2 separate regions of the Homo sapiens genome follow, and region 1 is linked to region 2. The links are chromatin contacts, found by Hi-C or POLR2A ChIA-PET in ENCODE. All regions are on one chromosome and are shown on one strand. Each heading gives the region's core, a stretch centred on a gene start or an enhancer-like site at or near the end of the contact. The rest is flanking DNA. Distances are from core to core; before and after follow the strand shown.

What was found. A loop is a pair of places that touch in the nucleus more often than their neighbours do. ChIA-PET counts read pairs that join two places held with the same protein, here RNA polymerase II (POLR2A). Pooled maps may share reads with other maps.
Region 1: a pooled map shows a loop between it and region 2 (4-fold over the local background). The contact joins the enhancer-like site here to the promoter of BAG3 in region 2. A Hi-C loop is called at or near these places in 8 of 50 pooled maps. POLR2A ChIA-PET finds 5 or more read pairs at or near these places in 6 of 52 experiments (AG04450, CD4-positive, alpha-beta T cell, SK-N-SH and 3 more).

Annotation. Positions count from the first base shown.
Region 1 is chr10:119,118,868-119,122,027 of GRCh38, forward strand. DENND10 (DENN domain containing 10) reads left to right here. Exons shown (of 9, transcript NM_207009.4): 5 at 1,474-1,585. Among named protein-coding and RNA genes, the nearest start is that of DENND10, 16 kb to the left of the region's middle. RefSeq lists an enhancer at 1,690-1,984. Within about 2 kb of position 1,649, at least 7 of the 41 ENCODE cell types and tissues checked have a DNase peak (open chromatin) inside an H3K27ac peak, as active enhancers do.
Region 2 is chr10:119,650,086-119,653,594 of GRCh38, forward strand. It overlaps BAG3 (BAG cochaperone 3), which reads left to right and starts at 1,295. Exons shown (of 4, transcript NM_004281.4): 1 at 1,295-1,770. The coding sequence starts at 1,591. RefSeq lists enhancers at 433-1,387, 768-847 and a silencer at 1,048-1,347.

The DNA of each region.
Region 1 (3,160 bases), core at 399-2,898, 530 kb before region 2:
GAGTCTCACTGTGTCACCCAGGCTGGAGTGCAGTGGCACAATCTCAGCTCACTGCAACCTTTGCCTCCCAGGTTCAAGTGATTCTCGTGCCTCAGCCTCCCAAGTAGCTGGGACTACAGGCACCTGCCACCACACCCAGCTAATTTTTTTTTTTTTTTTCTTTGAGATGGAGTTTTGCTCCAACAAGTGTTGCCTAGGCTGGGTGGCGCGATCTTGGCTCACCGCATCCTCCGCCTCCTGGGTTCAAGTGCCTCAGCCTCCCAAGTAGCTGGGATTACAGGCATGTGCCACCACGCCTGCCTAATTGTGTATTTTTAGTACAGATGGGGTTTCTCCATGTTGGTCAGGCTGGTCTCGAACTCCTGACCTCAGGTGATCCGTCTGCCTCGGCCTCCCAAAGTGCTAGGATTCCAGGCATGAGCTTCCGCGCCCGGCCGCTAATTTTTGTATTTTTAGTAGAGATGGGGTTTCACCATTTTGGCCAGGCTGGTCTCGAACTCCTGACCTCAGGTTATCCACCCGCCTCGGCCTCCCAAAGTGCTGGAATTACAGGTGTGAACCACTGTGCCCAGCCTAATTTTGTATTTTTGGTAGAGATGGGGTTGCACCATGGTGGCCAGGCTGGTGTCAAACTCCTGACCTCAGATGACCTGCCTGCTTAGGCCTCCCAAAGCGCTGGGATTACAGTGTGAGACACTGTGCCCAGCCCCAGCTAATTTTTAAACATTTTTTAGAGACAGTCTCCCTGTGTTGCCCAGGCTGGTCTCAAACTCCTGGGCTCAAGTGATCCTCCCACCTTGGCCTCCCAAAGTGTTGGTATTACAGACATGAGTCACCCTGCACCTGGCAGACATTTTTTTTTTTTTTTTTAAATCAGGAAGTTTTAATGATACAGAAAGATGCTGGTTCCCTTCACATCAGTTGTTTCAGTTTTTTGTGAGTCTAGCTTCCTCTATGCATCCCATCATAGAGTCCCTTGCGGGGCAGAGCACACGTCCTGGGAAGCTGACATAGGATAGATCTACTCTTCCACCAAATAAAGTGTTTGTATGCTTTACAACATTTGCCTAAATTCTCTGTATTAAAAATAATTTTGTACGTCAGGTGCTGTGACTCACACCTGTAATCCCAACACTTTGGGAGGCTGAGGTGGGTGGATCACTTGAGGTCAGGAGTTCGAGATTAGCCTGGCCAACATGGTGAAACCCCGTCTCTACTAAAAATACAAATATTAGCCAGGTGTGGTGGTGTGTGCCTGTAATCCCAGCTACTCGGGAAGCTGAAGCAGGAGAATCGCTTGAGCCCAGGAGGCAGAGGTTGCGGTGAGCAACTATCTTGCCACTGCATTCCAGCCTGGGTGACAGAGTGAGACTCGGTCTCAAAAAAAAAAGAAAAAAGAAAAAAAGAAAAAAAAATCTTTATTTCTTTGCATGATGTGTAATGCAGTAACATTACAATTTCTCTTTTTTGAAGACATTGTATCTCAGTTTGGAATGGAAACTGTTATCTTACACACAGCACTGATGCTAAAGAAAAGAATTGTGGTGTATCACCCCAAGATAGAAGCGGTCCAGGAGTTCACCAGGTATCACCTCTAATTATAAAAAAGTGTTAACTTTGTTGGCAGACAGTTCGCAGCACTAGATGTTACTGTGTGCTCTGCTGTGTTGCACATTTGCTATAAATAGCATGTGGTGAAATACCACCTTTGGTCTGAAGTTTCTGTTTAGCTCTAGTAGTTCAAGGTTACTGATTTGGACTATTTATGACTATTTTAGAGCAGGGGATTAGCAAACTTTTCCTTGCCAGACAGTAAATATTTTAGGTTTGTGAGCCATATGGTCACTGCCCCAACTACTCAACTGCCTAGGTAGCACAAAAGCAACCATGGAGGACACGTACATAAATGACTCAGCATGGCTGTGGTCAATGAAATTTTATTTTCAAGGACAGGCAGCTAGGCTGTGGGCCATAGTTTGCTGACCCGTTTCAGGTAAATTGTTCCTTCTGTTCAGTTTTATCAAAGACTCTTTTTTTTTTCTTGTTTTAATTAAAAAGTTTTAGAGCAGGACAAAGACTCTTACTTTGATAGTACATATAGATTTTTTAAATTTTATTTTCATTTTTAGTAGAGATGGGGTCTTGCTGTGTTGCCCAGGGTGGTCTCAAACTCATAGGCTCCAGTGATCCTCATGCCTTGGCCTCCCAAAGTGCTGGAATTACGGGTGTGAGCCACTGTGCCCGGCCAAAATAAATGTAGATTTTGTTGTTGTTAATAATTTTTTTGCCAGGAGGGTCAGTTCAGGGCCAGGAGGTGCCTGCCAGGCCCTGTCCCCTCTAACAGCTCCCCCACCTGCCATACAGATTTTTAAAGATTTTTTGTTTACTAAATCTAACTTGTTATTAGGTCCTTTTAAATTTTTTTCATTTTTATTTTTTTTATATTTTTTGTCGAGATGGGGTTTCTGGGGTCTCACTATGTTGGCCAGGCTGGTCTCGATGTCCTAGGCTCAAGTGATTCTCCTGCCTCCGTTGAGATGATTACAGACATGAACCACCACACCCAGCCATTAGGTCCTTTTTTTTTTTTTTTTTTTTTTGGAGGCAGAATCTCTCGCTTTGTCACCAGGCTGGAGTGGTACAGTGGCGCGATCTTGGCTCACTGCAACATCCACCTCCCGTGTTCAAGTAATTCTCCTGCCTCAGCCTCCCGAGTAGCTGAGACTACAGGTGCGCACCACCACGCCCAGCTAATTTTTGTATTTTTAGTAGAGATGGGGTTTCACCATGTTGGCCAAGATGGTCTCGATCTCTTGACCTCGTAATCTGCCCGTCTCGGCCTCCTGAAGTGCTGGGATTACAGGCATGAGCCACTGTGCCCGGCCAGGTCCTTCTTTAAAAGCAAGAGGACTTAGCATTCGTGTTGGGTTTACTGTATGTCAGGCATTTTGTAAGATACCTTAAATTATTAAATTTACTCATAACAAGAACCCTGCAAGGAAGTATTTTTACCCTGTTTTATGAATGAGAAAATTAAGGTTGGCAGAGTATAGGTATAAGGTAATGAAAAGAACAAAGGCTTCATAGTCAGAAAGACCTGAGTTAAAATCTTGGGAGGGCAACTTATTAGCTCTGTGAACACATAAAAGATAATGTTGGC
Region 2 (3,509 bases), core at 45-2,544:
GATAGGGTCTTGCTCTGTCGCTTAGGTTGGCATGAAGAGCAAAATCATAGCTCATGGCAGCTTCAAACTCCTGGGCTCAAATGAGCCTCCCACCTCAGCCTCCTGAGTAGCTGGGACTACAGGCATAAGCCACTGCACCTGGCTTATTTTTTGTTTATGCAGAGATGGGGGTCTTACTGTGTTGTCCAGGCTGGTCTCAAACTCCTGGACTCAAGAGGTCCTCCAGTCTTGACTTTCCAAAGTGCTGGCATTATAGGCATGAGCCATGGTGGCAAGCCCTCATCAGTTATTTTTCTATGATTCTGTCTCTCTGTCCCCTCCTTACAAGGAAAGTAATTTTGAAACAACCAATCCAGTCTTGGTTCTTTGTTTCTGCTTTCTTCAGCCCTTCTCTGTCTATAAAACCAACCTCTTCTGCTCAGCTCATGGGAGCACTTATTCTAATTTAATGGAGATGTTGCCCAATTTCTAGAATCACAAATAAGATCTTTAACAATAAAAGTTAAAAAATGAAAATCAACAACAACAACAACAAAAAAGATCTTTAAATGTGTTGTAATTTTCTCCTTTGACAGGTTACAAGTGCAATTGAATAAACCAAACAAAAAATGTCATGGTTATTCGGTCTTTACTTCCCAAATCAGGGTCAAGATATAAGATAGCAAGAACCAATCTCTACCATAAAAAAGATCCAGACCCAAGAAAATGTGATTTATCTTTAAAGCTGCAACGAAACTTTCTTTTTAGTCTAGGAGACTAAAAGCCATCAGTTGATACAATCTCTTTTTTTCTTGAAGTTTCCAAAGGAAGGCAGGTGAGTTTGCACTGACTTCCATTTTCTCCCTGGCTTCCTTCCGGTGTCAGATGAGAGTCCCCGCGCTCCTCCCGGACAGCCCTCAGGGTCCTCGGCTATCATATATGGGGGAGGGGGTGGAGGTGGGCGAGATGGTTTTGTTTGTACAGGAAGGACGGGCGGCAGGCACGGGGAGCACGGGCTCCGGCCCCGGGAACACTCACTCGGCGCAAAGGAGAGGGAGAGAGCGACTATGAAAGCCGAAACCCGCCCGGGGCGCACGGAGGACGGCCCCAGTCCAGCTCGTCCGGCTTCCCACCCGCAGGCGGACCCCGAAGCCGCGCCCGCGCCCGCCCGCGGCGACTCCGGCCCGGGCACGCGCACGAGTCGGAAGGGGGAGGGGCGGGAGGAGGTGGGGGAGGGGCGAGCGGGCCGAGGCCCCGCCCCCGCTCCTCTGCCCCGCCCGCCGCGATTATAGCCGATGACTCAGGGCGGAGCTCCGCATCCAACCCCGGGCCGCGGCCAACTTCTCTGGACTGGACCAGAAGTTTCTAGCCGGCCAGTTGCTACCTCCCTTTATCTCCTCCTTCCCCTCTGGCAGCGAGGAGGCTATTTCCAGACACTTCCACCCCTCTCTGGCCACGTCACCCCCGCCTTTAATTCATAAAGGTGCCCGGCGCCGGCTTCCCGGACACGTCGGCGGCGGAGAGGGGCCCACGGCGGCGGCCCGGCCAGAGACTCGGCGCCCGGAGCCAGCGCCCCGCACCCGCGCCCCAGCGGGCAGACCCCAACCCAGCATGAGCGCCGCCACCCACTCGCCCATGATGCAGGTGGCGTCCGGCAACGGTGACCGCGACCCTTTGCCCCCCGGATGGGAGATCAAGATCGACCCGCAGACCGGCTGGCCCTTCTTCGTGGACCACAACAGCCGCACCACTACGTGGAACGACCCGCGCGTGCCCTCTGAGGGCCCCAAGGTGAGCCGGGCCCGCGGCCCGCCCTGGTCGGTGGCGCCACCTCGACGGCAGGCGGCGGGGAGTGGGCTGGGCCGGGGGGACGCGAGGCGGCGGGGCCCGGGGGTCGGCGAAGGCCCCTCGCGGGCGGACACCGGCTCCGCGCCCCGCCACACACTCCCGCTGCGCCCGGACGAGTCCCCGCTCCGGACCCGCCCTTGACAGGCGTCGGGGCGAAAGGAGGCCCCGGGATTCGGTGGCCCGGGAAGCGACCCCGCAGTGGCTCCGGTGCCGTCCACGGCTCGACTCCAGGGCGGAAGGCCGGGTGTCCAGCGCTGGCCTCGCGCTCTAGGGCTGGGAGAGGGGCGGCCGGCCTGGTCAGCTCCGGAGGCCCCGGCCCACCGTGGCCCCTGCTGCCCGCTCGGCCTCCGGGCCCGGGACCCGCGGCGCACCCTGCTGACCGCGGACTCGAGGGGGACACTCGCAAGCTTGGATGGTGGTTTTGGGGGGAATTTTACCGCTCAAGTTCTCCAACTTGGTTGAGGGGTATCTTGGCTACTGTCCCATGTTAGGCACCCAATGACTCTGGAGGCTGGTGTCAAAACATTCATATATATATGTGTGTGTGTGTATTTTAAATTAAAATTGTATTATTGTTTGAAAGTGCTTTCAATATGAACGTATCCTAGTATGATTTGTAAAATAAAAAACAGGGTGTGCTTCTCCCCAGCAGTTTCTAGAGATCTAGACTAGAGATCTGAGACTGTCTTACAGTTGGCCATTGCCTTACCACATTGCCTCACACTGGAGAGAAAGAGAATGATACGTGTATATTTATAATGGCATTCGCTTCCTGCCTTGTTATGGTATTAAAATACTTAGGATTTGTTACCAGTACACAAATAACTGACTAATGATACTCTTGTGAATACAGCAGAAGTATGTCTCATTTACATACATGCAAGGATATATACTTCTTAATCCCCAAGAGCATGAAATTTGAAAATGTAAATTTGGAATGAGTGTGTTAATTTTCAAAAATCAGAGTTAGTTATACTATTCTTTCAATTTTTTATAAATTTGAGCTTTCAGGATAAAAAGTTTTTAAAATAAATATGTTATACTTAAAGCTGAATTGTTAACGCCGTCTGGGCAAGATAAAAGCAGCAAAGAGCTGGTAAATTATTTTGAAGATTTAAAAACTCACCAAATTAAAACTGCTGTGTAACCCATTGTTTTAGAAGAAAGACCTGTATTATTTCCCTTCATCTTTATGCACTTTTTGTTTTAACAATATTGATAAAACTCCGGTGCCCAGCAGTGAGACCGTGTACAGGCAGCAGTTTACATTTACGAGAGATTAGTTGTATATTTATTCTTGAAAATTAGTACAAGAGGCTGTAATTAGCTGGGATGGGCACAGTTACATATACCTTTTTGTGTGTCTGTTCCACCCATTTTTGGGTGAAACTGACACTCATTTCAAACCACCTTTCTTAGGAGTCTGCGTGGATGTACATGATCTTTAGTGTGGTTTACAACTATTATTTTGAAGCCTTCTTCCTGTAGACATAGGGATAGTGGTATCTGTTGGCAGCCTTTGTTGTGAGTGAAGATCAAGTTTGAACATAAACATTCCCAGCACTTTGTTCTCAGCATGAAACTTACCCAGCAAGTTGAGATCTTCCTGTACCCACCTGGTGCATGGGTTAGGCTGTGATTTCATAAACCTTATTAAAAGAAAAAAAGCAGGTTTAGTTACC